3 separate regions of the Homo sapiens genome follow, and regions 1 and 3 are each linked to region 2. Evidence: chromatin loops called from intact Hi-C (ENCODE). Cell type or tissue: natural killer cell. All regions are shown on one strand. Links, peaks and the distances in the headings refer to the core of each region. The heading gives the core; the rest is flanking DNA. Region 1 has its middle 54 kb from the start of ERVE-5. Region 2 has its middle 110 kb from the start of ERVE-5. Region 3 has its middle 32 kb from the start of ERVE-5.

Region 1 (10,400 bases), core at 2,348-7,347, 51 kb after region 2:
GGGAGGTCAGCTGCGGCCCTGTCCTGGGCAGGGGACATTCTGTGAACCAAGTGTTACAAGTTACCGTCACTACTGAAAGACTCCCCACCCTCCTCTTCCAAATAATTCTGAAAACATTTTGAAACAAATGATTTTGGAAGATAAAATATTTATGCAAAGAAGATATTTTAAAACCCCTTTCAGGCCAATTTTCTAAAATATTTCTCACGGGAAAAAATGCCTTTTGAGAAAGTTTCAGGCAAGATAGAGCTTGGACATAGGCTGTCTGTGCTAGAAGGTTCTTCATAGAAACCCTGTGAGCTGCAGAAGTCTCGATGTTAAACAAATAATTTTCCAGAAAACCCCATAACGTTAAATGGGTTAATGTGAGCACTAAAGGTATGCCAGGGTCCCTGGACCCCTCCTGCTTGCCCACTTCCTCACTCCTTTAGTTCTGGGAATCCCTGGGGAATTCTTGGTTTGGGCAAATGAAGTTTGCAAACATTGCTCTAACTTACTCTCTCCTTTGTTGAGTTAAGAAAGGAGAGACGACCAGCCAGGAACTGTGGCTCACGCCTGTAATCCCAGCACTTTGGGAGGCCAAGGTGGGAGGATCACGAGGTCAGGACCAGCCTGACCAATATGATGAAACCCCATCTCTGCTAAAAATACAAAAATTAGCTGGGTGTGGTGGCGTGTGCCTGTAGTCCCAGCTACACGGGAGGCTGAGGCAGAAGAATCGCTTGAACCCAGGAGGCGAAGTTTGCAGTGAGCAGGGATCGTGCCACTGCACTCCAGCCTGGGTGACAGAGTGAGACTCTGTCTCAAAAAAAAAAAAAAAAAAAAAAAAGAAAGAAAGGAGAGACGAGAAGGAAGGTGTGTCCGTGGCCATATCGACAGTGGCTCAGAACAGATCAGCTGCATCCTGGGCCACCAAGCTCACATGCTACCTGCTGGGGCAGCTGTAGGACCTCTAGCATGACAGTCACCTATGGACTTCTGGCAGGAGTGATGCCCATCTGTGACCCCAAATGCTTCTCAGTCCTCAAGGGACAGTGTTTGTTTAATGGCACAGGACACTCATGGATAGAGGGCAGAACCCAAGATTTTTGCTCAGAAGCAACAGAAAGAGAGGCTAGAGATTTATATGGAAGATGAGGACCAACTAAAACAACAGGAACCCCAAAGAACCAGACTCAGAAAAAGGCCACAGCCTTGTCAGGGTGCCAGAGATGCAGGGAATGACCTCCAACTCCTTCTTCTATCCTCTAATGACCCCTACTCAAATGCAAAGTTCTTGAGTCATAAGTTCGTCTCTATGCAGAGAGAAAACCTTGACTGACCATCCCACCAAGAAGGAAACCTTTAAATGTATTATGGAGTTGATGTATTTTTCTTTTCTTTTTTTTTTTTTTTTTTTTGAGTTGGAGTCTTACTCTGTCACCTAGGCTGGAGTGTGGTGGCATGATCTCGGCTCACTGCGACCTGCAACCTCCACCTCCCAGGTTCAAGTGACTTGACTGTCTCAGCCTCCTGAGTGGCTGGGACTACAGGTGTGCACCACCACGCCCCACTAATTTTTATATTTTCTAGTAGAGATGGGGTGTCACCATGTTGGCCAGGCTGGTCTCAAACTCCTGACCTCAACTGATCTGCCTGCCTTGGCCTCCCAAAGTGCTGGAATTAAGATGTGAGCCACTGCACCTGGCCATTATTTTTCACACTTACATATTAAAAAGTGCAATGGGGCTAGGAATGGAGGCTCACAACTGTATTCTCTGCACTTTGGGAGGCCAAGGTGGGAAGGTCACTTGAGCTCAGGAGTTCGAATCCAGGCTAAGCAACAAAAGGAGACCACGTCTCTACAAGAAAAAAAAAAAATCAGCTAGATGTGGTAGCATGTGCCTGCAATCCCAGTTACTTTTGCCTCCTTTATCAGAATGTTTCAGGCAAACATGCACTTGGCCATCGGAAATATTCCAATAATTTTCTGGTAGTTAACTTTCTTAAATTTCTTAACAGCCAGGAAACTTCTTTACTTTATTCTAATAATTTTCCCGTTGCTACAACCTGATAGTTAAGGAAGTTCAAATACCTTCTGGAATCTAGGAATCCATTTTTGCCTCAGTAGATGTAATGACTGCATGAAACTGTTGGCGAATGACATTCTCTGAGTGTGGACTCCACGTCAATGCTGTTCCAGGTGCTTTGCCCATGTTGACTCCATGAATCCACTCAACATGCTGGTTTCTTATCCTCATTTTGCAGATGAGGGAACTGAGGCACAGAGTGTAAGTCACTTGCCCACAGTCCCAGAGGATGTAAATGGCAGAGGCAGGATTCAAGCCTGACAGTCTTGGCTCTGGAGCCTTCGTGCTTAGCCACTCTTTATCCCCAAATCGCTGTCAACCAAGGTGAGCAGCGACCAAAATTTGACAAGCCTGAAACCACTGCTTGTTGCCCCCGACCTAGGACCAGCTAGACCACAGTTACTGCTGCTCTGAAGACAACACTGTCACTTCACACCTGCTCAGGGCCCTTCTTGGCACTGATGAATAAACCCAGCCTGGGGTCCGAGAAATGGGCAGTGCAGCTCTGAAGACACGCCCGAAGTTCTCTGTCCCGAGGGAGGACCTGGAGCCGCTGTCCCAGAAGCGTGTTCCTGATGGAAGGCACTCATAGGCTCTCTGCAGGGGAGACCTGCCAGTTCTGTTTTTATTGATTTTCACTTTGCAAAAAAGCCTCTTAAATCAAATCAAACTCACTAGGAAATGTGGGAGGTTGCAGGCGCACTGCCCTTTGTTTGTCTCTAGTGCTTTAAAGGTGTGTCCTTTCTTCTAAGTGGCTCAGGAGGCCAAAAGCTGTCCTGAAAGCATACCTCAACTTCCTGCCTTCACCTCTGTCAACCTTAAGGCAATTCTTGATGCATTTGATGTTGTTGTTTCCTGCCAGCCACAAGTCCATGAACTCCTAGGACTCTAAGACAAACAGTGCTGCTGCTGCATTTCTTTCCTTGGCTGTCTGCCCTCTCTGCTGCAGTCTAACCTGAGGGGGAAAGGGATTTGTGGTTCCAAAGACAGGGTCCAACTGAAGGAAAAGGCATCCCAAGCAGAGGGGTCAGCATGGTCGCCTGAGATGCATGCCTGGGTTCCTGGCCCTCTCCTTGGCATCCTAAGCAGAGGGGTCAGCATGGTCACCTAAGATGCGTGCCCAGGTTCCTGGCCCTCTCCTCGGCATGGTCGCCTGAGATGCATGCCCGGGTTCCTGGCCCTCTCCTCGGCATCCTAAGCAGAGGGGTCAGCATGGTCGCCTAAGATGCGTGCCCAGATTCCTGGCCCTCTCCTTGGCATGGTCGCCTGAGATGTGTGCCCGGGTCCCTGGCCCTCTCCTCGGCGTCCCAAGCAGAGGGGTCAGCATGGTCGCCTGAGATGTGTGCCCGGGTCCCTGGCCCTCTCCTCGGCGTCCCAAGCAGAGGGGTCAGCATGGTCGCCTGAGATGTGTGCCCGGGTTCCTGGCCCTCTCCCCGGTGTCCTTTAGTGCTGAAATGTCACTTACTCAGAAAGGTCTTTTCTAGATTTCCACTGTAAGCCAAAAATAAAATTCTGAGCCCCTCAAATGACCGAATGTATCTCCCTTTTGACCAAGGGAATCCCAGAGAAATCTGGAAAACTAGTCCAGGCCATGATGGAAAAAGGGCATCAGACATGCCTAGCTTTGGAGTTTAGGTATAACCGACAAGCATGAACACTGAAACAGAGATATTAAGACTGACAAAATAGACTGCAGCAATAAGACACTGAATTCCGACCTGACTGTGGCAGAGCATCGCATGACAGATAACAGATATCAAAGTTTCTTACCCCCAAAAATGTTTCTCTGACATAGTCTGAAATGTTCCTGAAAAGCTGTCTCTTGTGGGGGAAATTTGCATTCTGTAGAGAATCTCCTTCCCTTAGTAGGTTTTTTTTTTTTTTGGAGAGTCTGACACCTTTTTTTTTTTAGACAGTGTCTCACTCTTGTTGCCCAGGCTGGAGTGCAATGGCACAATCTCTGCTCACTGCAACCTCTGCCTCCTGGGTTCAAGTGATTCTCCTGCCTCAGTCTTCCAAGTAGCTTCAATTACAGGTGCCCGCCACCACGTCCAGCTAATTTTTTATATTTTTAGTAGAGACGGGGTTTCATCATGTTGGCCAGGCTGGTCTCAAACTCCTACCTCAGGTGATCCAGCCGCCTCAGCCTCCCAAACTGCTGGGATTACAGGCGTGAGCCACCGTGCCCGGCCCAAGTCTGATATCTTTTAATGTCCAATAAGAGAAATTTACCATCTATTCTCTGTGATGGCTGCTACCTGGAGGCTTAATCCACATGACAAGAACCTGGGCTTTCACAACCCCCTTATTTATATTTGAGCATTTATTTCTGCTGACCTCAAACTCTTCAGGCAAGGCTTAATTCTTTCAACCAATTGCCAACCAGGAATCTTTGACTCCACCTATGACCTGGAAGCCCCTGGCTTCCAAAAGTCCACCTTTCCAGGCCAAACAATGTGTATCTTCCATGTATTGACTTATGTCTTTGCCTGTAACTTCTATCTCCCTAAAACGTATAAAACCAAGCTGTAACACAGCCATCTTGTGCACATGTTCTCAGGACCTCCTGAGGCTGTGTCCAAAGCCCCTGGGCCTTAACCTTTTGGTAAAATAAACCTCTAAATTGATTGAGACCTGTCTCAGTTACTTTCTGGTTTTCACACTCAAAAAATGCCGTATCTTTATGATCTTAAGGTAAGTAAAAATATTTAAACAGGGCACACACATGAAACATATAAGACAAACTCGACAAACTGGTCTATATTAAAAATAAGAACTTCTGTTTATCGAAAGAGATCATTAGGAGAGTGCAAACAGCAAGCATGAGAGCAGAGTGTATACTCATTATACACATGGCAACAAAGGCCTCAGGGCCAGAATGTGTCAACCAGAAATAATAACATCCTCCCCATGTACCTCAAATTCCATGATGAATGTGGACAGATTTTGAAACCTACAAAATGCTTCATCAGTATAAGGAATGACATGCTTGGTCTTCTTGGTGGGTCACTGCAACAGTCCCAGATGGAGCCGAGGCAGTCTCTCCCTTTCGCATGGCAAAACCAGGGATCGCCACCCTCCCACCTATGCCCATTACCTACAAGATGCCACCCAGGGTCCTTGGCATGTCTTTTACAGACCTTCATCCTTTAGTCCTTGCTGTCATCTCTCCCCTTATCCTCACCATTGGCCCCATCCATGCTGAGCTCCAGCCCCCCTGAGTTGCTTTGCCCCGATTACACCACACTCATTAACATCCCTGGGCCTTCCGCAAGCTCTTTCCTCTTCCCAAGATACTCTTTCCTCCCTGCACTGGCAAGCCACCACACTCAGCTGAGGATTTCAGGGGTTCAACACCACAGCTGCTTTGTGGCCTGCTTTAGAGAACCATACAGACAGGGACTGTATACCAAACACGTCAGCCCCACTCCTTGGTCTTGGGAATGGATACAAAGAAAGCAGAGATGCCACCGAAAGAAAGGAAAAAAAAAATAAAAAAAGCCTGGCAGGGAAGTTCCAGATGATGTTGTGTGAGAGGGTGGTCTCTCAGAATAATCCCAGCAGACGCACATGCACTTCCTGCCTTTCCTATGAGACTTCCCTGTGAGACTGTGACACAGCCCCGAATCCTGGCTTTGGCAGCTGACAGACATGGGTCCAAGTCCAAGCTCTGCCAGTTACTAGATAAATGACCTTGAGCAAATTACTCCAGCTCCCTCAGTTTCCCCATCGATCACTTGGGGTAACAAAGCCAACCCTGCCACTACAGACATCAGACTAAGCCACTCTTGTGGTTTGAAGATGGTGAGGGGAATCTGTTGGATTCTAGTTGAGCACGCTGATGACTCATCAGTTCAAATATCACGTGGCTTTCCTATTTCCCGTGTCAGTTGCAGGGCCTCTAAAATGGCTGTGACTTCCATCATATGCCCCATTCGTGGCTGTCCCCAGGCACTGGAAACACCCTACCTTCATCTGCTGTGCCAGGCATGCCGGCCTCCCCCAGGCTTTTCAGAGACTCTGAAGATTTCCCAGGCATGAACACCTTGCACATCCCAGACACAGCCCATTGCTTGCAGCAGATGTAGCATCAAACACCCTTTGTGATTCTGAGGATCATAAAAAACATTACCCAAAAAGTTTCCTTTTAAATACCAATGGTTTTCTCTGCCATGCCACCCAGATTTCAACCGTATGCAGCTTCATGCTAAGAGCTTCACTGAAAGTAAATGAAAGGGACAGCTTTAGAGTTGGCTGAAGACTGTTTGTTTGAAGGGAGACTGTATAAGCTGGTATAATGTTTAATTCTGGATGTCTGGTGGAGAGATCTCTTAGTAGCTATGGGAAGAAAAAATAGATAGGTATTTAAGGGTTTTGAACTTGGGAACAGAGTGGAGATAAACGGGCAAATGTGCTTTGGATAAGTCCAAAGTGACATGTTTGAATACACACACACACACACACAAACACACACACACACACAAAGTTATACTGAAGATTATAGCTGAAGATTCCTAAACAAGTCTAAAGCAAGCCTTTCTTAAAGAAGTGTACAGTTGGGATATATAACTGCTATAACAAAACTCAAGATTTCAACAGCTTAACACAATAAAAAATGGTATCCCTCCTCAGATCACAGTGGTTGAGCCACTCTCCTGGACAGCCCTCCTCCATGTGATGACACAAGTGCCCAAGTTCCTTCTGTCTTGCAGTTCTGCCTTGCTTGGACCTTCCACATCTACCCCATGAACCCACTGGAAAGGGAAGGCAAATGAGAGTTTGGGAGGTTCCATATGCAGGGCCTACGGGAGCCCATGACACTTCTGCCCACATTTCACAGACCCCATCTCACGGCAGCAGTCAGACATGAGTCCCCTGTGTACCTGGGCTTGGTGAACACATAACCGTCTCCGTCACTAGAATCACTAGAAGCATTCAAGCTACCAAAAATATTTCCCTTATCATTTGATGTCTAACCTTCACTGACCTTTTAACAAACCTGTTGAACATCTGCCCTGGGCCAAGCATGTTAGGGCAGGAGACCAGAGAAACACATGTGCATGTGAGAAGGGGCGGCACAGGAGTTTGGGGCCCAGGCTCTGAAGTTGGAATCCACAGGCTCAAATTCTGCCTCCATCCCTTTTTAAGCAAAATAATACCATGGGCAATCAATCTAATCTCTCTGTGTCTCTATTTTCTCATGGGTTTAGTGGAGACAATAGTGTTTATATCACAGATGATGGTGAGAACCAAACAGGAAAATACAAACAGGGTGTAAGCCCTGCCCAGAACTCCACAGTCCTACCTCCTCCTCCTGAGACCAAGGGATCCCCGCAGGTGGTGAGGGGTTTGCATGTTTGTTTTACCTTTAAAGGTGGGGAAGAAAAGCTTCCTCCAGGATGCTGGGCTATCCTAGAGACAGCTGGGCCAGGCCCTCCTAAGGCCAGCATGCAAAGGCCACAGTGAGGGGCCCTGTGTAAGTCACATATATCCAACTGGTTACCAGTTACCAACCAGTTATTATACCCCCAATCCACAGGCTTAGAAGCCCTGCTACCATTACCTGGAGAAGACTGCCCTACCCTGCTCCTCTCCACATGGGTGTCAGCCAGGATGCCCTGGCCCTGCCTCTCCTACAGCTTCTCTCCCCATGCCAGAAGCAGGCAGCCTGTAAATGTTAAGGCTCATCTTAGGATAGAGCTGCCCAGGTGGGCAACCGGCAGGACAGGCTTTCCCCTCAAGGACGAAGACAGCCTGGGAGGAAGGAATGGCAGCCATTCTCCTGCCTGCCTGGCCCAGGAAGCCCTGTGGTAGGAACCCACATAGACAAACTGAGTTCTCCTGTGGTTTTTCTCTGTCCATCAGGGAAAATGCCATTTTAGTTATTGTTGTTATCCACGCTATTAGCATAGGAAAAGGATAACATTTTTAACAATAACAACCACATGTAAAGCACTTTATAATTTTCAAATGATTTATGCCAGCATAGCGGCTTCATTCCTTGAAGCAAGATGTAACAGGCTGGGAATTTATGCACCAGACATTTTAAGTTTCCTCAGCAGAGGTGTCAGTGACTTGCCCAGGGGCCCTGGACAGAACTGCAAATAAGGGCTGCTGACTCTTCTGACCAAGGGCGGAATCAGGGCCAGAAGGGATATTTGGCCTCAGTATGGACTACTTCATCAGACAAATTTTTTCTGGTCCTTATATCCTTTCCACTCTCAGCACAGCTGTCCCTCAAGATCACAGATAAAAGGCACTGTCAACGCACTATTAGACACCAGGGGAGAAGTCAGTGCAAGAAGGTCAGGAATGAGGCTCTGGGGTCAAAGTAAATCAGGCCAAAGGACAATAGACATTGAACCTACCACCCTACCCGCTTCCCATCCCAAACGGATAATGAGAAAGTTGAATTAGGATAACCCTGGGTTCCTGATTCCAGCCAAACCTCGATCCCTTAACTCAGCCAAGTGCTACACTGAGTGCCAGGGACAGGGGCATAAGAGGACTGGGGGAGGCCTCAGCCCTGCCCCCAGGGAACTTGCAGTCTAGCACCGACTTTCTATTCCTGTGTCTATCATCAACGTTCCTCCCCAAATTTCCACAAACATCCAATCAAAATGTGCTAAGCTGTAAAACCTTAAGTAGAAATTTGCTCCTAATAGAGTCTGGAAATTTTGATATTGCCCTCAGCGCAGTCAGGCAGGAAATAGGAGGCTACATGGAGATGGAAGGTGGCTTGTGCGAGTTAACTAAGGAGCCGACTTGGCGCTTCTGATTTTCTGCAGGGACAAAACATCAGGTATCAGGGACCTTTAGATACACATGAGAGAAACCCTACCCCAAGGTGGGCCTTGCTGCCTCCTACAACGGAGGAGCCTGGAGGCATGCCGGCTTCAGGCACAGTGGGATGGAAGAGCATGTGTGTGTTTCAGGGAAGCCTCCTCTGTCTCTCCTCCCCATTGGCTCCCCTCTGAAGCAGACCCTCCTCAGTGGTGGCAGCAACTCCAGGGCACCCAACCTGTGCTGTTCCAGCAAAGTAGAAAAAAAACAAGAGTTTCTCTCCTAGAATTCCCAGCAAAACCTGGTGGCATCTTATTGGTCATAACTGGGTCATGTGCTAACTCCAGAATCAATCAAGGAGGGCAAGGGAGTGGGATGTGAGGACTGCCTCACACCCACCAGCCAGGCTCCCACTTCCCAGAACCTGAGAAGGGGTCACATGATCCAGACACAAGGAACAGTGTGGTCTCCCAGGGACCTCAGAGGTGCCTGAGCAGAGGCCACATGTCAGATATGTGGTGCTTACCCAAGGGGCAGGGTCTTCACCCATTCTAATGTGTAATCCTCTGAGTGCAAGGACTCTCTGAAAGTCTTGGCACACATCCAAAACCTTTCAGGGTTGTTGTAAAGAACCATTACAGCTGCAGGCAGCAAAACCCCTGAAAGAGGGCACATGGCAGGTTGGCAGCTCCCCTCCTATTCCTCTCCAGAGCAGGAACCCCATTTCATCTTCCAATGGAAGAGAATGCTGCAGGACCCCCATCTCCCCCCACAGCCTTCCCTGCTTATCAAACACATCATACAGCCATCTCTAAAAAGTCCACAAAACCCAATACACATCCAAGAAAATAATAATTAGATATCTGAATGCTGGGCTGAGTCTAAATGAGTCACATAGGTCTTGTTTGCATCACACAAAATAAAGTTAACTGTCTCAAAATAGAGAGGAAGAAAAAAAAAAGTTTGTGACATCTTTTCTTCTGGCAGCAGCCAAATATGATGAGCAAGTAATAAAACAATTCCATTTAAATTGCACCTGCTCTCAACTCCCTCGCCCTCTGTGCAAAGCAGATTACATTGTCTTGTTTTTTTTTTCTAAATCAATGCCCTGACTATAATGATGTTATGGAGTATTAATTAATCCTGATGATCACTGGGAGCCTAATCCTTAAGGCTGCTGGAGTTGGACCATTTCCTCCTATCCTGAAGGCCAAGTCCTTGCAAGAAGTCAAAGCCCATTGAAAGGATTAAATCAATTGTTGAAGCAGTGAGATGGTGGGGTTCACCAATTTTCTTTTCATGGAGGAAGATTCTGGAGAGAGGTAGTGAAACAGATGAGTCCTGGCCAGAAGGCCCCCAATTGCTAAACGTTAGCATGCAACTTTCTTTGGAACTCAGAACAAACAATCTCTCTCAACAGTTCTCTGCAATATATCTCTGCACGGCCCTTCAGCAATATATCAAGTGATTTCTCAGTGTGTTTTAAAAATAATTGAATCCAGGCATATTTTCACTTCAGTCTCAAAGTCTCATGGTAATCTCAACACA
Region 2 (10,400 bases), core at 2,633-7,632:
AGGACATGAACTCATCCTTTTTTTATGGCTGCATAGTATTCCATGGTGTATATGTGCCACATTTTCTTAATCCAGTCTATCATTGATGGAAATTTGGATTGGTTCCAAGTCTTTGCTATTGTGAATAGTGCCGCAATAAACATATGTGTGCATGTGTCTTTATAGAAGCATGATTTATAATCCTTTGAGTATATACCCAGTACAAAAATTAATTCAAGATGGATTAAAGACTTAAATGTTAGACCTAAAACCATAAAACCCTAGAAGAAAACCTAGGCAATACCATTCAGGACATAGGCATGGGCAAGGACTTCATGTCTAAAACACCAAAAACAATGGCAACAAAAGCCAAAATTGACAAATGGGATCTAATTAAACTAAAAAGCTTCTGCACAGCAAAAGAAACTATCATCAGAGTGAACAGGCAACCTACAGAATGGGAGAAAATTTTTGCAACCTACTCATCTGACAAAGGGCTAATATCCAGAATCTACAATGAACTCAAACAAATTTACAAGAAAAAAAAATAACCCCATCAAAAAGTGGGCAAAGGATATGAACAGATACTTCTCAAAAGAAGACATTTATGCAGCCAACAGACACATGAAAAAATGCTCATCATCACTGGACATCAGAGAAATGCAAATCAAAACCACAATGAGATACCATCTCACACCAGTTAGAATGGCGATCATTAAAAAGTCAGGAAACAACAGGTGCTGGAGAGGATGTGGAGAAATAGGAACACTTTTACACTGTTGGTGAGACTGTAAACTAGTTCAACCATTGTGGAAGACAGTGTCATGATTCCTCAAGGATCTAGAACTAGAAATACCATTTGACCCAGCAATCCCATTACCGGGTATATTCCCTTTCTTATCAGTTGTATGACAATAGGCAAACTGCTTTATCTCTCTGAACCTCGTTTTCTTCATTTAGAAAACAGAGCTTATGCCTATTTTGGAAGACATTGTTAATTCACTCAAGACCCAGCCAAATGCAGTGGCTCACGCCTGTAATCCCAGCGCTATGGGAGGCTGAGGTGGGAGGATTGCTTGAGGCCAGGAGTCTGAGACTCATCTGGGCAAAAAAGTGAGACCCCAATGCTACAAAAAATTAGCCAGTTGTAGTGGAGTGCACCTGTGGTTCCAGCTTCTCAGGAGGCTGAGGCAGAAATATTGCTGGAGCCTGGGAGGTTGAGGCTGCAGTGAGCTGTGATAGCACCACTGCTCCCCAGCCTGGGAGACAGAGTGAGACCATCTCAAAAAAAAAAAAAAAGAAAGAAAAGCCATTCCTAGCCCTCTTTCTTTCTTGTCTTTCTCAGCTTTAAAGAGCAGAACACTCAGTGCCCCATTTCCAAGTGTGATGATGAGGGCAGTCGGCAATGGGGCCTACGAGAAAGCCATCATGTTCTTGGTAAAGGGAAGATGTTGGTTTGGTCTCCTGAAAAGCAAGGCTTCTGAGAGCAGAGGCCACGTTTTCTCCTGTGGGACCCCAACTTGCCAAACCCAGGGCTGAAAGTGTGGCTGGTGCTCATGGAAAACCCAACTTGAAATCAGGAATGGCCGGACCTGCCTTGAGCTGTATATGTTGCAGTCACCTTTGAATACAAAGGCCAAAAAAATTCTCTGTGGTTGGCTTTGGAGAGGTTGTCAGGAAGAGCTGTAAGAAAGTGATGATTCACAGCAAAGAAAACAATGGATGAAATAAAAAGGCAGCCTGCAAATAGGGAAAAACACATCTGCAAAATATCAGATAGGAGGTTCATATGCAAGATTTGTTAAAAACTCATACAACTCTGCCGGTGCGGTGGCTCATGCCTATAATGCCAGCCTTTGGGAGGCTGAGGCGGGTGAATCACGAGGTCAGGAGTTTGAGACTAGCCTGGCCAACATGGTGAAACCCTGTCTCTACTAAAAATACAAAAAATTACCTGGGTGTAGTCGCAGGTGCCTGTAATCCCAGCTACTCGGGAGGCTGAGGCAGAATTGCTTGAACCCAGGAGGCGGAGGTTGCAGTGAGCTGAGATGGCGCCACTGTACTCTAGCCTAGGCAACAGAGTGAGACTCCATCTCAAAAACAAAAACAAACAAAAAAAACCCCACAAAAAACCTCATGCAACTCAATAGCAAGAAAACGTGTAACCCAATTAACAAATGTGCAAAGGACTTGAATAGGCATTTCTCCAAAGATGAAATGAAAATGACCAACATCATTAGGAAAAAGCAAATCAAAACCACTATGAGAAAACACCTCCCACCTGTCAGGGTGGCTACAATAAAAAAACCAGTGATAACAAGTGGTGGTGAGGGTGTGGAGAATGGGAACCCTTGTACACTGTTGATAGGAGTGTCAATTGGCAAAGCAACTATGGAAAACAGTATGAAGGCTCCAGACAAAATTAAAAATAGCACTACCATCTGACCCAGCAGTCCCACTTCTGGGTACATACTCAAAGGAGATGAAATCACCATCTCGTCAAGGCATCTGCACTCCCATGCTCACTGCGGCACTTCACAGCAGCCAAGGTACGTACACGCCCTAGGGGTCTATCAATGGACAAATAAAGAAACCATGGTGTGTGTACAAAACAAAATGTTACTCAGCCTTAAAAAAGACGGAGATCCTGCCACTTGCCATAACAGGGATAGGCTTGGAGGACATTATGATAAGTGAAATAAGTCAGACACAGAAAGATAAATAATGCATAACTTCACTTCTATGTGAAATCTTAAAAAAAAGGTTACATATATACACACGTATATACACACGTATATATACACACATGTATATATACACGTATATACACACATGTATATATACACGCATATACACACATGTATATATACACGTATATACACACATGTATATATATACACGTATACATATATGTACACGTGTGTATATATACACACATATATACACATATATACACACACACATATATACTATATATACATATATATATACACATACACACAGAGAGAGAGAGAGAGAGAGAATAAAACAGTGGTTAGCAGGGTCAGGATAGGGGAGCAGGAGGAAACAGAGACATAGCTCAAAGGCTCCCACATAGCAAATATGCAGGATGAACAAGTCTAAAGATGGAATGCACAGCAGGAGGGCTGTGGCTGATAACAGTGGATCCTCTTCTTTGCTAAATGAGAAGATTATAACTGCTTTTGCCACAGGGGGAGGCAGATGCCTTAAAAAAATAAAATGATTATTGACAAAGTGATAAATAATAAGAGTGAAGGAAATTTGATGATTAAGTTTGCAAAGGGGAAATAAAACAATTTGTCCAGCACTACACCATAGCAAAACAATGTGTTTAAAATATAAAACAAAATAAAACTGGGTCAGATGTATTTATTTTTTGTTGTTGCTATTGTTTTTAATTTAAAATTCAGCCACTCTCTCAAGGGCCTGCTCATGATGAAAAATACATTCCAGTTTTTACAGCTGCCATAAGACCTCATAAGAGCAGTGGGGTAATTTCAAGGGACTTCTCTTGAACTACAGGGGGGCCCTTGGCTCTATGTTTAGTGAAGTCTTGCAGGAGACTTGATGATAAAAACCACACCTGTGGACAATTCCTTCTCTAGGTCCCATGCTAGGACAGAGCTTACTCCTCCAGCCCCTACTGGCGGTCCACTCTCCAAGCTGCCATTCCTTTACCCAGGACACTCACAGATACAACTCCAACCCACACCTTGGGTGAGACATGTCTTGGGCTAAAGCGCGAGCTATTATTCAGAACCCCAGGACTGAGAACCCTTCACAGTACAAATGTGAGGTTGTTTTTTTCTTCCTTCCTTTTTTTTTTTTTTTTTTTTTTTTTTGAGACAGGGTTTCACTCTGTCACCTAGGCTGAGTGCAGTGCCATGCTCATAGCTCACTGCAGCCTCAGCCTTCTGGGCTGAAGTGATCCTCCCACCTTAGCTTCCTAAACAGCTAGGACTACAGGCATGCACCATTATGCCCAGCAAATTTTTAAATTATTATTATTATTTGTAGAGACAGAGTCTTGCTATGTTGTCCAGCCTGGTCTCAAACTCCTGGCCTCAAGTGATCCTCCTGCCTCAGCCTCTCAAAGTGCTGGGATTACAGGTGTGAGGCACCACACCTGGCCTGATTTTTTTCTTTTAGTTAGCATCAAGTGTTCATTCTGGTCCCCAAAGTTCAGCAAATGTATAAATACTGAGCAGCAGTGTGCCCATGCCCCTCTCCCTGGTCAGCCTTTACAACACTGAACACGTGTGTTATGCTCCCAAAAACCCCTCCTTAAGAATGGGAATATGCAAGGGAAACACAACACTAAACCTCTTTTGTTAGCATTCCTGATAAATTCGCACTTATTACTCCAGTGAAAATTGTCTGTATGCAGAGAAAGTGCTTTAAACACAGCAGATTGGTCAGCCTCTGGTCCCCTCTGGCTCCTACAAACTTTCCAATCCTTTTACTTTGAAGCTGGGTCACTGCAGTGAGGTGCGTGTTGTTGTTCTGCAGAATCCAGTTGCATTTCATCACAGAGCTTTCATAAGAATCCATTTATCAAATTATTCCTTCGAAAACTGGAGTGGCACAGATCAAACCAACTGAGGAGCTGCGTGACACTTTAAGTCCCGATGTCAGTGCTGCCCAAATACAAGCTAGATTATCAAGTGCTTTTCAAGAACACTTTAATGCCTTGTTCTCATGAACTCTGACAGTCTGACGATTAGGATTAAAATGGGTCATTTGTAGGAATTGCATAAGGGCCGGAAGTTACAGCCCTTTCAGAAAGCACTTCTGCCAGCCCTCCCACCAGGAGTCAGGGGTGGCCCAGGATGGATGGGTGTGTCAGCTGGGCTCTGGAAGCTCACTGTGGCACCCTGTCTGCAGCAGATGTCTGTGGGGGCCCCACTTGCACCCCCTTGGTTCCTGGCATCTGCATTTCTGCTGACCAGAGGGCCAACAGCCTGAATGCACTTCTTTTCCTGCAGGCTTGCTTCTGTCCCTGGAACCCACTCTGCCCATAGATGTGGCAGGCCAGAAATGCCAGGGAATTCAGCTCTCCAGGAGTGACCCTTGGCCAATGGCTGACAGAAGCTAACGAGGTGTGCCCCAGATCTCTCATTCATTCGTGGGTAACCCTGAGTCCTGAGTGTAAGTTCCCCCAGAGTGGCTAACTCCAGTGGCCCCTGGCTGACTGGGTAGTTACTCACCTTCTGCTGCTGTCTTCCCCTCCATGCCTCGCTTCCACACTCCCCTATCTGTGCTTCCTGGGTTCACTTCCCAAGTAAACCACTTGCACTCACATCCTGGCCTCGGGGTCGGCTTCCAGGGGAACCCAGACTAAGACACTGCTATCCTTGCTGAGATTTAAGACGGAGCGCACATCTCCCAGGCTAGGGAGGGAACACCCAAAGCCACCGCTTTCCCAGAGACTCTGACCCAGCTGGGACCATTACCAATGTGCATCACTTGACCCTAGATGTGAAATCAAGAGCCGGAAGAAGCCATCACAGCAGACACAGCAGTGGCCACCCCATGAGTTTCCAGAAGCTCTCATGTGTGCTCCAAGGACTGGAGTTGAACAAATGGGAGGAGGAAGAATGAATTGTTTTCCTGCTGTATCTCCTTCTACAGGCAGCTTTCCGCTGGCTGTTGTCCCTCTTGTCATCTTCTGTAGGCTTAGAGAGAAAATCACAAGGCAAGAGAGAGGATCTTGCAAGCATAGAGCTGTGAGGTGTGATGAAATTGTCAAGTTCCTGTGAGCCCGCGTGTGAGAATAAAGGAAACTTGCATCTTTGTGGGTGACAGAAACACCAGTTCTGTTAGCAGAGGCCTCCCCAGGAAATTCAGTGTCTGTAATTCTCTTATTGTGAGAAGATAAATAGCATTCTTATTTTGTGAATTTGAACCCATCAAAGTTTTGTAGTTGAGAATGCCACATTCATGTCCATCCAAGGAGCATTCCCTGACTCTCCACAGTAGGGCTGGCCTGTGCTGAGAGTGGGACACAGGGAAAGAACACATAGTCCCGGCCTCTTCAGTAGCAAACAGAAGAGAGACATACACCAAGAAAAAATGGCATGAAATGACATTCGCCACAGTGAAAAAGCAATGGGCCATGAAATATGGGGCACAGATTCAGTCACTGAAATCGGGGAGGTTCCAGAAGCGAGTGACATCGAAGCTGAGTGTTGAGGGAGAACTGTTAGCAGAAGAAGGGGCATGAGCAGACAACATTCCAGGCACCATCAAAAAGGCAGAGAAGCAAGAAGAAGAGCTCAAAGTTTAAAGAACATCATCTTATTCCAAATAATTGAGAAAATGTTGCTGTTCACGCAAGTGCAAATGATGTGGCTATTTTAATGTATGTTCACATTTAACAGTGTTTTCTTTTTTGTATTAAGTAAAATACAGGACTCAGTAGACAACCCTGATGCTCCATCCTTAAGCTTCAAGTGAGCCTCCCCAGAGCTGAGAGCTGCAGGGTACAGGAAGTGGGGGATGCCATGTGGAGGTGAGTAGGGGAGGAGGAAGTGAAGGGCGGGAGCAGGCAAGGGAAGTCAGAGATGAGGGGCATGGTGAGTTGCGGAGTGTGAGAGGTGATGCAGGGAGCAGCAAGAGATGGAAATAGGAGGGTGGGGATGACCTGTTTATGTTTTCTTAATGCAATTGGTTTGGGGACCATCACAAAACATACAACTTGTCAAACTGCCCAAGGCCCTCCAGCTCTCTCCCTCTCTCTCTCCTCTCTTCCTGTAACATGCACACAGACATTCACCACAAGGAGCTGTATTCCTGGATGATCAACCAAATGGACTGTCTAGGGCCTGTCATTACATTTCCATGACTGTCTCTAAATCACTTTGTCCTGATTTCAGAACCAAGGCGGTAACCTCCCAACCCAATTTCCTTGAATCTTACCAAGGTGATGGTGAATTAGTGTTGATAGTAAATAAAGTCAGAGCTTTGAGACATTATTGAAGAAAAGACACAGGAAAATAAAAACAATAACATTAATTAGCTCCAAGTCAGTATAATTTCCTATCTAAAATAATAAAGAGGCTTTAAAGAAAATAACCACTAAAGCCTATCTTTGTGCCAAAAAGTCCACAGAGCCTTATCTTCTCACAAAGGCCCCTCCAAAGGTCATCAACCTTATTCCCATTTTGGAGAGACCTCAGCCTCTGGAATTGCTGCAAGAAAAGTATGACTGCCCCGAAGGACTGAAGCATTCAGATTTCATAAAAAACATCTGTTTGCCTTTTATGGCTGGTTTTACAGAAGATGGAGATGTTAGTAAATATTCCATTTCTTAAAAAATGTCAGTAATTTTAGTGACTTTGTCCCTCAGTAACACATGAAAAGTGAATGGATGATGCAAATCTTGAAAAGATAAACATCAGTATTTACATAAGGAGCGTTACCCAACGAATTGAGTGGAGCACAGAGGGGATTCTTTCTAAGTAATAAGAGACTGTCCTGAACCTCAAAACACTTCCAGTATTTGTGGAGACAAAATTCACAACAAAGAACACAGAATCTCACATGGCGTCTTGTGGGGTGGGCTGGAAAATGGTGAGAGCCCACGTGTTCTCCAGGAGGAGCAAGGCATGTATACTTAGAGGACTTTACAGTTTACAGATGACTTTCATTTTTCACGATCGCATTTAACCCCCCACAACAAGCAGGCAAGCAGTCTTCTGTTCTACACAAAGCTAAGAGGGGCCCAAGGCTGTGCAGCACTAGGAACAATTCTGGAACTTGAAACCGAAGTCTTCTAGGTCCAGCCCTGAGCGCTTTCTCCAGAAACTCTGCAACAGACCTCCAAGGTAACACCACACTGCTCTCACCACTCGGCACAGTGACCATCCTTAAACGAATGGATGAGCACTCAGAAGAATGAATGAGTGAACCCTGCCCCCACGGCCCTCTGGCTCACTCCACTCTCCTCATTCTCTAATCCCTAAAACTCCAGGCTTTTCACTATTCAGTGGCCGCAGGAAGACTCCGGGTTTTTCATATTTTATGCATACAGCTCCTCAGAGGGTCGCTTTCTAATAAAAGCACTGAGCATTGCAGAGAAAAATCTTTCTTTCTAATCAGGAGAAAAGGGCTTTCAAGGTCCGAGGCTGAAATCTGCGTTGTGAACGTTCAGAAATGAAATGCATGTTTCATTTGCAACTTTTGAAAAGGTCTGTGAGGATGCATTTGGCCTAGGTTTAAACGGAAAATGCCTTCATACTTTAATATTTACAACATAAAATTAATTAGTTTTTCTTTGATGAAACTTGAATCATTCAGCTTTCAGAAGCCAATTTAGCATTTCCATTTTGTTCTCTTCTACACACAAACATGCACACACACATATATGTGTGCTTACATATACATGCATACACAGTCACATCTGTATGCATCACATATATTCACGTGCACACCTACACACCTGCACATATGTACAGTCACACTTCATTCTTCTCATGCACAGACTGATTTAGTCAACACAGAAGAGTAGAAGGAATCAGTATTGGACTGCGCCGCCTGCTGTGTTTTAATATTCAACTATTTAATTCCAACTCTTAATGTACTTCCCCCTTGCTATTCTGCTGATGTTTCACTTTTAGAGACTCCACTCTGCTGAATCATTGTACCACAGAATTCTGAGTTGGGGCAGCTTAAGGCCACCTGAGGCTACTTCCCCTCTAAAGCATGAATCCTCTCCCAACAGTAACCAGACCAAGAAGTTCAGACTCTTTGGGATGCATCCAGGAATAGAGAACTTGCGCCCTGCTGAAGAAGTCTCATTCTTTTTCTCATGTCTCCTGACTGCAAAGGTCTTCAGGTCATAAAATTCAAGTCCTGTTTCTGCTTCTGACCCGTGGATTACCACAGACACATCAGATTCTGTTCTAAGCCCTAGGTTTAGCAAGAGGGTATTGGAACAACTGATCTTTAAGGTCCAACTAAGACGTTTTAATAATGCAGACACTTAAAATATCCTGCCTTATTTGGAGCCAAAAATCTCCTTCCTTACAGTGTCCACCCCCTGGTCCAAGCTCTGACCTCTGGGATTATACCTTCATCCTTGTGTAAGTGAGTGATAGCTGCACCATTTCCTCCAGGCGGGACTCCCCGGCTCTCTGCAAAGCTGTGTCCTGGGTACCTCTTGTGCCTGCCTCCCATCATTGTGGTCCACCTTTCACTCCAGCCGTTGCTGTGGCAACCAGCTTGTGAGGGTGGAGCCCAACAGCTCCTCATCTCAGCTGCACTATATTCCTCCCACCTTCTGCTCTAGAGGTAGCTCACCTTCTGATGCTCCATTGTGGAGTCTACAGGCCAGCCTGGACCAGAGGGACCAAACATCTGGGTGTTTTCAGGATTGAGGGGATTTTGGGGTTGCAGCAGGGCTTTTAGTTTGAAAATCAGGACAGTCCCAGGTCAAGTGGGACAAGTTGGTCACCCCAGCATGGGTTTAGGAGGGCCTTAACATCCACGGAATGACCCTCAGCAATGGGGGGCTCCAGGAGCTGGCAGCTGACCGCTCCCCTCCTCCTGCCCTGGACAGACTTGGTGGGTGCATTCTATACATACAGCTCCTCAGAGGGTCATGGAAGCATGAGGCCCCATTGCCCACAGTGGTGATTAATTTGGTAACTCCCCAATTAGAAAAGGCTTTTCCACCTATCTTGTTTTGTGCTCCTCAGTCCCCCCATGTCTGTTTTCTAGAATAGGATCTCACAATGAATGAACTACACACAAGTTCAGCTTTGGGTTCAGCTTTGGGAGGGGATTCCAGGCTCTGGCAGGCACCTGGGAAATTTGGATAATGAAAATGTCACAGGGTTGCACGTTTTGGATGCTGGACTTCTCATCCTAAGGTCCAGATGGCATTCTTCTAGAGTGAAGATCATGAGAAAGGGTCTTGGTTTCTTGACAGCTTCTCAGTATTCTTGCTTGCACATCAAGACAGCCAGGTTACTGCAGAAAATCATTTCTGTAGTTGTTGGTTCATTTTCTCAAAATACGGGATTTGGGGGTTACGTCTGAGAACCACACAGGGGATCTTGCCTCTGATCAAAATCAAATCAAAACACCTCCTGTGGTGACAGAGCAGGCATTTTATTTCCTGACAATATTTCTCCCATCTGATTCAATTTCAGCAAAGGAAATTTAAGTAGATGCAGGTGAAAGAATTGAGAACTGAGAGCTACCTGACTTGTGTTCCTCAGTAAAAAACAAACAAACAAACTGAAATATGTTTAACGGAAGAGGGGGAGAAGCCCACTACCCTCTTACACATATTCTGAGTCAAGTCGAGCTTTTCTGGGGACAGGATGAGGAAACCAGGTGACTGAGTATTTCTCCAGTACTCATCATGTGGCTTCTGCAGCACATTACACAAAGCA
Region 3 (10,400 bases), core at 3,504-8,503, 74 kb after region 2:
CTCATCTCAGGTGACAGTGCCACTTGCTCGTTCCTGACCTCCCTCCCTTACTCCTGCCCCACCCTGCAGCCTGCACCATCCACACCTGAGCTGCTCACAGTGATTCCCTGGGGGAGCCACAGAATTCTAAACAAGTTGAGGGATCAGAAGGAAGGAAGTTTAAGCTTCAAGATTCCCTGAGTCTACCTCACTGGGTACAATTAAATTTTAGGTAAAATGTGAGGATGGAAAACGAATTCTGGTTATAAAGAAAATTCCTTTTTTTTTTTTTGCATGCCCAACTTCCAGGCCCATGAAATCTTCACCTGTTAGGTACGAAGGTCTCTTAAATTGTGCTTTCACAATTCAGCCTCCAGCCCGGGGCCAAAATCAATTGCACTTTGGAAACTCCTGGGGTGGCTTTTATAAGATAAACCAATGCCAGGACCCATTCCAGATCAATTAAGTCAAGATTTCTGGGAAAGGGGCTCAGGAAATGTGTACTTTTTAATTAAAAACTCCCCAGTTTATTATAATGAACTATCAAAATTGATAACCAGTCTCCAACCCCAAATCCAAAACCAATGCTCCGCTGAAGTCCGTAAACTGGGCAGGCTGCCCTGGAGGCCCACTGCCCAGTGCTGCTGTTTGCAGGATTTACGGCTCCATCCTCCAGGAGTCTCTGGAGCACAGGGTAGCTCTGGTGTCACTGCTCTCCCATTTACAGCTGTCCGTCATTGCTTCTCCGCCTTCCCAGGTGCAGCCGTGATCACAGCAGGGCCCTCACAACCTGCCCCTTCCTCTATGCAATGTCTCTCATGGAAGCTTTCAAATTCTTGTAGCATTCTGACCCCTGAATTTATTGTCTATTGATTGCATGGGATTCATTACTTTCTATTGACTGCTCATGCTGCTGGTATTGTGGATAAATGCTAATTCCTCAATAATTTATACCATATGTGGATCATCCAAGGCAAAAAACACTCTTTTTCTCCCTTTTATAGATTTTGTTCATTTCCTTCTGGGGAACATCATGATCCACATGAAATCCGGAAAATGAATATGTCAAATTATTTTGATTTGCAGCCAGGCTGACAATGCAGCCTCGGCTTCCCATTGACACCATTATTGGATGGTAACTCAAGGAAAATTGGGGCCTTTAAGGAGATGAGCCAAGAAGTGGGGTGCTGTCCCCAAGATAGGGGCATCAGGCAGGGTTGAGATAGCCTTGAGTCTCCCAGCAAGCCCCCAGCCCTCTAGGCAGTTTCTGTTCTCACCCCACAGGCCCAGCTTTCTCTGTGCTGGAAATTAGAAAGGCAGTGAACAGAAAAGTTTTCTTTGCCCTAATAATAAAGACCCCCCAAAACCTGTGTTCTCATGTCCAAAATCCTTTCCCACAAACCAAGCTTAAAGAATACCTTTTTTAAAAAAATGGTAATAAACAGAAAGTCACGGTTTAGAGTACAGGCTCCAAAAAAGTCTACCTGGGTCTAAATCCTGGCTTCTATGTGAGCTGGGACACATTACTTCACCTTTCCACCTTTATTTCCTCAACTTTAAGTCGAGGATGCTATGGAAACGAGAAATGACCCACCTTAGCACAGCTTACCTAGGAGATAGTGAACCTGAATTCTATCCTCCCCAGCTTGAGCTGCGGAAGGGCCATGAACTCTGAGCATCCTGGAGTTCTAGACTCTGTACTGCACTTGTCTACAGTTGCTCTCCTGGGCAATGCCCATGGATTTTGTTTAAACCAATGATGTTCAGACATATGGACTTATTCCATCTAATTCAGAGTGCTGGTTTCCAATCCCTAATCAACAGAACTGCCATGAACTATATGCCCTTCTCTCCCAGCATTTCAAAACCACAGCTTTTCCCTCTTAGCAAACTGCTTGGTAAATTTCTTCATTGGTTTGTATTTCCTTCCTAACTCCCAGAGTTCAGAAATCAAGCTGCTTTGTTTCTGGGTGGTCTTTGTTTTCATCATTGACAATAGCAGCAGTACTTCTGCAAAGGAGGTTGAAAGAATTAAATAATGCATACGAAATGCTTAGCACAGTACCTGAAATAAGGTAGGGCTCCTCTCAGTGTTACTCATGAGCCTGGCATAAAGTAGTGTCTCATGTCTCAACAAATATTTATTGAATAAATAAAAATAGTCGTCTTTCTTTCTTTCTTTCTCTTTCTTTCTTTCTTTCTTTCTTTCTTTCTTTCTTTCTTTCTTTCTTTCTTTCCTTTCTTTCTCTCTCTCTCTCTCTCTCTCTGTCTCTCCTTCTCTCTTTCTCTCTTTCTCTCTTTCTTTCTTTCTTTCTTTTCTCTTTCTTTTTTTGAGACAGAGTTTCGCTCTTGTCTCCCAGGCTGGAGTGCAACGGCATGATCTTGGCTCACTGAAACCTCTGCCTCCTGGGTTCAAGTGATTCTCCTGCCTCAGCCTAGGAGTAGCTAGTATTACCGGCGTGCATCACCATGCCTGGCTAATTTTTGTATTTCTAGTACAGACAGGGTTTCATTATGTTGGCCAGGCTGGTCTGGCACTCCTGACCTCAGGTGATCCACCTGCTTCGGCCTCCCAAAGTGCTGGGATTACAGGCGTGAGCCACCGTGCCTGGCCTTTGTTTTTTTTCTTTTTTGAGACAGGGTCTTGCTCTGTGACCCAGACTAAAGTGCAGTGGTGCAACCATGGCTCACTGCAGTCTTGACCTCCCGTGCTTAAGCAATTCTCCCACCTCAGCTTCCTGAGCAGCTGGAACTACAGGCACACATCACCACACCTGGCTAAATTTTCAATTAATTAATTTAGTTTTCGTAGAGATTGGATCTCACAAGGTTGCTGAAGTTTATCTCAAATTCCTGAGCTCAAGCAATAGTCCAGCCTCAGCTTCCCAAAGTGCTGGGATTACAGGAGAGAGCCACTGTGCCTGGATAATGAAGGTAGTCTTTTATGCATTTCACATCCATTATCTCATTCGAATCTCCTCCAAAACTTAATGAAACAGGTTATATAGATAAGAAAAATGGAGGCTCAGAGGCCGAAGTGGCTTGCCCATAATTGCATATGTAACTGGGGTTGATTTAGAACTCAAGTGTGCACCCCAAGCTCCAGATGTAAGGTGCTCTCTCCTTCACAGAGCACTATGACTTCAGGTGGGGGCAAGTATGGGAGCAAGATCACGGTGCTCACATGGCACTTCCACACTCTGCTTTCCCTCCATCCCTTCCCTTCCTTTCCTTTTCCTCTCATCTGTCAAAATCTCCCTTATCTACCTTCCCCTCTCCCATTTTCCCTCTGATACCAGTTTCACCATGGGGAAAATGGGGGACTGGACAGATAATTTCCAAAGGGACCATCACCCTCTTTGACAGGACATAAGTTCTTGAGGTGTGGGTGGCTGATACCCAGGTGCCTTTCCTGGAAGCAGACAAAGTAGGTGACCTGGGAACACAAAAGACCCTGAATCCTCAAAGGTGATGCTAGAAGGTGCATTGGGCTGAGGAAAAAGAAAAGAGAGACTGAGGGCAAGAAAGAGGAAAGCTAAGCAGCAGGAGGTGCAGAGGTTAAGAGCAAGGGCTTTAGACCAGACAACACAGGTTCAAAACCCAGCCCTGCCACTTATTTGCAGTGTGACCTTGAACAAGTCACTAAACCTCTCTGTGCCTTAAGGTTTTTATTGGTAAAATGGAAATGATGATGATAACAGTACCCAGCTCATAAGGCTATCGTGGAGGTAAAAGGAGGTCATACAGGTAAAGGACAGAATAGTGTCTGGCACTCAACTGACGTCTATTTTTATTATTTCAAGTTTGCTCATGGCAGTGCTTTCCTGTCAATGATGCAATTCACTGCTTTTATCTGCAAAAAGAAAAGACTGCCAGGCATGCCCACACATTCAAGCCCCCAAGAATCCAACCCTTGACCATCTCTCCAGCTTCCATATCTTCACCTTATACAGCCCCCTCTCTGCTTCCTCGAGCCCTCAAACCTGGCTCTTGTTCTCTCTGGAGCTCAAGCCAGTTCCCCGATGTTAGTTCCTGTCTCCCTTCAGGTCTCAACTTCTCAGACAGGCTTTGCCTGACTCCCATAGCACCTTGACTCCCATGGCATCAGACTAAATGGCATCTTCCTGCATGAAAATGCAAACTCCAGAAGGACAGACAACCTGCGAGGCATGGTAACCTATGCAATAGTTTGGGGCTGAGTTGTTTTTGTATGTTTCTTCTTAAGGAACACACATTGACATGCTTGCACACCCATAGGGCATGTCTGAAGGATGCACAAGGACCGGAAGCAGAAACTGCACTAGGAATCACCTACTTTTCACCATAAGCCCTAGGTGCCATTTAAATTACATGTCATGGAGAATTAGTACTTAATCAAAGCAAATCCACAAATCCACATTAAAAAAAATTAAATTTGGAAGGCCAGGGTTGGTGGCTCATGCCTGTAATCCCAGCACTTTGGGAGGCCGAGGCGGGAGGATCACCTGAGGTCAGGAATTCAAGACCAGCCTGGCCAACATGGTGAAATCCCATCTCTACTAAACATACAAATATTAGTCGGGCGTGGTGGTGGGCACCTGTAATCCCAGCTACTGGGGAGGCTGAGGCAGGAGAATCACTTGAACCCAGGAGGGGGAGTTTGGAGTATGCCAATATTGCACCATTGCACTCCAGCCTGGGTGACAGAGCAAGACTCCATGTCGAAATAAAATAAAATAAAATAAAATAAAATAAAATAAAATAAAATAAAACAAAACAAAGTAAAATTTGGAAACTATGATCCTTCAAACAGGATAACAGTGGCAAAGGAATTTTTACACAATTGGTCAATAAAGAACAGAACAAAGAGACCAGAAAAAGACGTAGCAAGAGTTGCCTTGGTGTTCACACTGCAGCAGTCACCCAGATCCTTGCAAGCAGGCTGTTCCCAACTTCCTGACAACTAGCATTGCTCAGGCGATGCTTCTGTGCCTAACCTGCAGCAGCCACGGGACACACTAGTACACACTTGGCCAGGCACAAAATGGCCTCAAAGTCTCCAACCACAACACTAGAACCTTAAGACAAAGCAGTGTTGATACAGTTTCAGTCTGCATCCCCACTCAAACCTCATATTGAGTTGTAATCTCTAGTGTTGGAGGTGGAGGCTGGTGGGAGGTGATTGGATCTTGGGGGTGGTAGCTAGTGGTTTAGCACCATTCCCCTACTGCTGTCTCATGATAGAGTTCTCATGAAATCTGGTTGTCCAAAGCATGTGGAACCTTCCCCTTCGCTCTCTCCCTTCCTCCTGCTCCTTCCATGTAAGACGGGCCGGCTTCCCCTTTGCCTTTCACCTTGACTGTAAGTCTCCTGAGGCCTCCTCAGCCATGCTTCCTATACAGCATGCATAACTATGAGCCAATTAAATACCTTTTTTTTTAAATAAATTACCCAGTCCCCGGTCGTTCTTTATGGCAGTGTGAGAATAAACTAATATATATCTTTAAAATTCCAAAAGACAATTCTAGAATTCTATATACAACCAACCTATCAAACAAATATTAGGGTAGACTTAAGATTCTTTCAGAAATTAAATGCCTCCAAATATGCACAAATGAGACACGCCTCCTGAGCAAGCTAGCAGAGCTTGTGCTCCCCAGAATGAGGGGGTAATCTATGAAAAGGTAAGACATAAGGTTCAGGAAACATAGAATCTAGCAAAGGAGACAGGTGAAAGAAATTTTAGACGCCCGTCTTTTGTCTTAGCTTAGAGTCCCCCAAAGCAGACTCTGAGACAAGAACTCATGGGCAGGCAGTTAAATTTAGAGGCAATCCCAAGAATCTCAATGAAGGCATGCGGACGTAAGATGAGCAAGCAAGAACGGCCAGTGAGTGGCTGACAGTGCACAGGTTCCCACTGTGGGGAGTGAGTGGGTGACAGTGAACAGGTTCCCACTGTGGTGAATGAGTGGGTGACAGTGAACAGGTTCCTACTGTGGGGAGTGAGTGGGTGACAGTGAACAGGTTCTCACTGTGGTGAGGGGGTGACAGTGAACAGGTTCCCACTGTGGGGAGTGAGCGGGTGACAGTGAACAGGTTCCCACTGTGGTGAATGAGTGGGTGACAGTGAACAGGTTCCCACTGTGGTGAATGAGTGGGTGACAGTGAACAGGTTCTCACTGTGGTGAGTGGGTGACAGTGAACAGGTTCCCACTGTGGGGAGTGAGTGGGTGACAGTGAACAGGTTCTCACTGTGGTGAATGAGTGGGTGACAGTGAACAGGTTCTCACTGTGGTGAGTGGGTGACAATGAACAGGTTCCCACTGTGGTGAGTGGGTGACAGTGAACAGGTTCCCACTGTGGGGAGTGAGTGGGTGACAGTGAACAGGTTCCCACTGTGGTGAGTGGGTGACAGTGAACAGGTTCCCACTGTGGGGAGTGAGTGGGTGACAGTGAACAGGTTCCCACTGTGGTGAATGAGTGGATGACAGTGAACAGGTTCCCACTGTGTTGAGTGGGTGACAGTGAACAGGTTCCCACTGTGATGAATGAGTGGGTGACAGTGAACAGGTTCTCACTGTGGTGAGGGGGTGACAGTGAACAGGTTTCCACTGTGGGGAGTGAGTGGGTGACAGTGAACAGGTTCCCACTGTGGTGAGTGGGTGACAGTGAACATGTTCCCACTGTGGTGAATGAGTGGGTGACAGTGAACAGGTTCTCACTCTGGTGAATGAATGGTTGACAGTGAACAGGTTATAACTGTGATGAATGAGTGGGTGACAGTGAACAGATTACCACTGTGGTGACTGGCTAAGTCCTGCTGGGAACCTGCTATATGAGGCCATTTCTGCATTGCTATAAAGCAATACCTGAAGCTGGGTCATTTATAAGGTGAGAGGTTTATTTGGCTCATGGTTCTGCAGTCTGTGCTGGAAACATGGTGCCAGGATTTGCTTCTGGTGAGGCCCCAGGAAGCTTCCACTCATGGTGGAAAGCAAAAGGGGAGCAGGTGTCCCACCTGGTGGGAGTGGAATCATGAGGGTGGGGAGGTGTCACACACTTTTAAACAGCGAGATCTCATGAGCACTCACTCATTATTGCGAGGAGGGCACCAAGAGGATGGTGCTAAACCATTCATGAGAAATCCATCCCCATGATCCAATCACCTCCCACCAGGCCTCACCTCCAATACTGGGGGTTACATTTCAACATGAGATCTGGGGGAACAAATACTCAAACTACTGAACATTTAAGAACTCCGTAGAACACACTTCAGAATTATCCTGACAAGGTACCAAGGGCCAAGGAATCTGGATTCAAACCCTCACAATATGTCTGGGGGCTATCGCCACCCATTCCCATCCTTTATTGACTGAGGATTACTCTCTTAACCTCCCAGCCTTTTTGGGCTGAGCCCCATGGGCCACAGGCCATAAGCATTAATGGCAGAAAAAGTGCTCTGACAGACACAAGTGTTCAAGATAGGATGGCATCAGTAAGCATGGAAACTGCTGGTGGCCTCTGGTGTGTGCCAAGGGGATATGGGTGGTGCACTGGCAGCATCTGCTGCATCTGATAAAATGCAAGCTCCTGAGGATGGGCCTACACTACTCCAGCATCCAGCACAATGCAGTCACTTAGTCCTGGGTGGATGCTTGGATGGATGGATGGATGGATGGATGGATGGACAGTTGGATGGATGGACGGATGGATGGATGGATGGATGGATGGACAAATAAGCAAAAGAACATAGTTGAAAATAGGATGAACAGTAGGTGCCTGGGAAAGAAGGAAGTTGAAAATGGAGTTTGACCTTCAGGCACACCAAACTAATTGTCTTTATAATTTTGAGACAATTTTGCTAAACACGTGCCGCCCCACCCCACCCCTCACACACAGCTTCAAAGGTGATGGGGACACTAAGCCCCAAGCCATGCCACAAGCTTCACTCACTGTTGGCCTCTGTCCACTCACTTTAAGGCCATATTTTGGTTAGAAACTTTCTGTGGCAATGCTTGCATAAATCATATTAAATATATTCTTTGCTCAATGGTACTGTGCACCAGGGTAGCTAGCTGTGCCAAGACAGCTGCTAAATTAGAATGCTCTTAAATCAGCCGCAGATGCCTAAATGTTTATAGCTTTGAAGTTCCCCCAGCCATGACTCCTCCTTCTCCTCCCACCAGCCTGATCTTTATGATGCTTTTTAAAGCCAGCTGCAGGGTAAGCAATGTTTGAAACTCAGCACAGGGACAGAGGGCAGCTGTGCACATGTGGGGTCAACCACAACCCCAAGGTGAGTCCAGCCCCGGCCTGTGAAGGATGGCAGGAAAATGAGGGAAAGGATTCTTTCTCACAGCAGAGTCATGGAGAGTCACAGCAGAATAGGCCCCAGGGGATATCCAGGTCTAGAATTCTCCAGCTTTTTCTCACCCAAGGCCCTGAGCTCAAACACAACCTTAAGTAGAAAACATAAACAAATGTACCAACAGGGTGGAATGAAAAGTGATTTTGTTTATTTTCAAAAAAAGCGCCAGCAGCTTCTCAGGCTGGGTGGAAGAATGTCACCTTAGAGCAGGTCTCTCTGAGAAGTGTCATGTGAGCGGCCCCCTCTGGCATGCAGTGGAAGGTGGGGGCACCAGCAAAAGTGGGATAGGACATTTGGTGGCATCGTGCCCCCGGAGCGGAAGGGGAGGAGTGGGGGAGGAGGACACATTTGCAAAGGAGCCAAGGAACCTCCAGGAAGGAAAAGCATCAAGACCAACTCTTCCTTCTGGAGCTCTGACATGACGAGAAACTCTGGGGGGTTTGGATGGTCCTCACTGAGCCTCAGGGCCCCAGAAGAGAACCGCAAATGAGCTGAGTCCAGATTAGCGGTGGGGTGGGAGGATCAGTTCTAGGACATCAGGAAAAGAAGGCCACCTGGGCCCAGTGTTTTCTCTCTGAGAGGAGGAAGCATGGCAGTGACTGACAGGAGACTCCTGCTGCCGCCTTAGACTCTAAATGATGCTGGGTTAGGCCATCGGGAAGCACTGGGCTTCCCTGCCAGGCTAGACAGGTAAATGCTCAGAAATGAAGAGGAAAGAACTGCACCTGCACCTCAGGCTGATGGGTTACGCTAAACAGATGCAAGAGACCAGGTGGGATGGCTCACGCCTGCAATCCCAGCACTTTGGGAGGTTGAAGTGGGAGGATCGCTTGAGGCCAGGAGTTTAAGAGCAGCCGGGACAACATAGCAAGACCCCATATCTACAAATTTTTTTTTTTAAAAAGAGATGGGTGTGAGGGCAGGCACCTGTAGTCCCAGCTATTCAGAAGACTAAGGTTGGACGACTGCTCGAACCCAAGGCTGAGACTGCAGTGAAGTGTAATCGTGCCCCACTACACCCCTGCCTGGGCAACAAAGACAGAACCCAGCTCTAAAAACAAATAGCAAGCAAACAAACAAACAAACAAAAAACCCAACAGAGGCGAGGCTGAGTGTAGAAGAAGCAGACTTTGCCAAGTTAGCTTTAAGTTGGAACCCGAAGTCTAAAGGCAGAGGTTGCTCACTGGCACTGGTCATGTCACTGTTAGATGCCCACAAAGTATAGACACTTGGAAGAAAATAGGTTTTACTACTGGAGACCCTCCCCATGCACGTGGTGGAATGCATAAGGGTTCCAGTTCTTCCCCTTTCCTGTGTCCACATTTTTGCATCAAATCTGCCTAGGGGCAAAAGGAAATTCCCTGATGTTGGATGCAGTCACATGACTTGTTCTGGCCAATGAGACACTGGCAAGCATGGCCCACATGCTACACTTGTATGGTGCGGCTTCTCAGCCTGTGCCTCTACCATCACCTGGGAAGGGAGAGACTTAGAGAAGAGCTGCCCTGCCAGAACTCAGTGCCAGCCACGTGAACTGCAGGAACCAGTGGCTGGGGTTTCGAGCCAGTGGCTTTTGGGTTGCTTTGCTATGTAGCATTTCTGTGGCAATAGCTAATACAAAAATTCAAGAAGAAATGGGCAGACCAGTCGGCACTCCAGGGAGCACTGTCGCCTCTCTCAGCTGAAACAATGGGCTGTCCTGGAGCAGCTGGCAGCCCTCTCCTGAGGGCAGAACCATTAGGATGGTGTCTCCCAGGCCCTGCCCTTAACCCTGCTCCTCATCTCTGCCCCCTCTCCCCCAACCCCAGCCCCAGAATCCCTGTGGGCCACACCATCTGTGCACCCTCTTCTGGATATTGATCCATCCCCAAGGTCCCTGTTATTCCAGAGACTAGGCTGGAATTGCAGCTGCTTCCTCAGGGTATTCTAGCAGAAGATAATGGAAAAAACCCAACTTGATTCTCTAGGATATGGGTGTTATTAATGTTCTCCTGAAAGCAGAACTGAGCTGAGGACTTGGGTATAGTTGGTTTCTTTAGAATTTGATCCCAGGAAGCTGGAATAAGAAGTGCAG

What was found. A loop is a pair of places that touch in the nucleus more often than their neighbours do. Peaks named below come from ENCODE experiments on the same cell type or tissue, not always from the same donor. Only the 100,000 strongest peaks of a DNase experiment are listed, where the experiment ranks them.
Region 1: it touches region 2 in a loop (3-fold over the local background); 1 of 110 quality-filtered maps calls a loop at or near these places.
Region 3: a loop joins it to region 2, with 6 times the contacts of the local background. A loop is called at or near these places in 1 of 110 quality-filtered maps.

The regions. Positions count from the first base shown.
Region 1 is chr19:28,547,190-28,557,589 of GRCh38, forward strand. It overlaps the pseudogene LOC100420587. Among named protein-coding and RNA genes, the nearest start is that of ERVE-5, 54 kb to the right of the region's middle. In natural killer cell, for the core only: no CTCF peak of the experiment used is centred there; no DNase peak of the experiment used is centred there; H3K27ac peaks cover 1,849 bases.
Region 2 is chr19:28,495,678-28,506,077 of GRCh38, forward strand. It overlaps the pseudogene LOC100420587. Among named protein-coding and RNA genes, the nearest start is that of ERVE-5, 110 kb to the right of the region's middle. In natural killer cell, for the core only: no CTCF peak of the experiment used is centred there; a DNase peak (open chromatin) is centred at 5,744; H3K4me3 peaks cover 857 bases; H3K27ac peaks cover 4,704 bases.
Region 3 is chr19:28,569,260-28,579,659 of GRCh38, forward strand. It overlaps the pseudogene LOC100420587. Among named protein-coding and RNA genes, the nearest start is that of ERVE-5, 32 kb to the right of the region's middle. In natural killer cell, for the core only: no CTCF peak of the experiment used is centred there; no DNase peak of the experiment used is centred there; H3K27ac peaks cover 1,582 bases.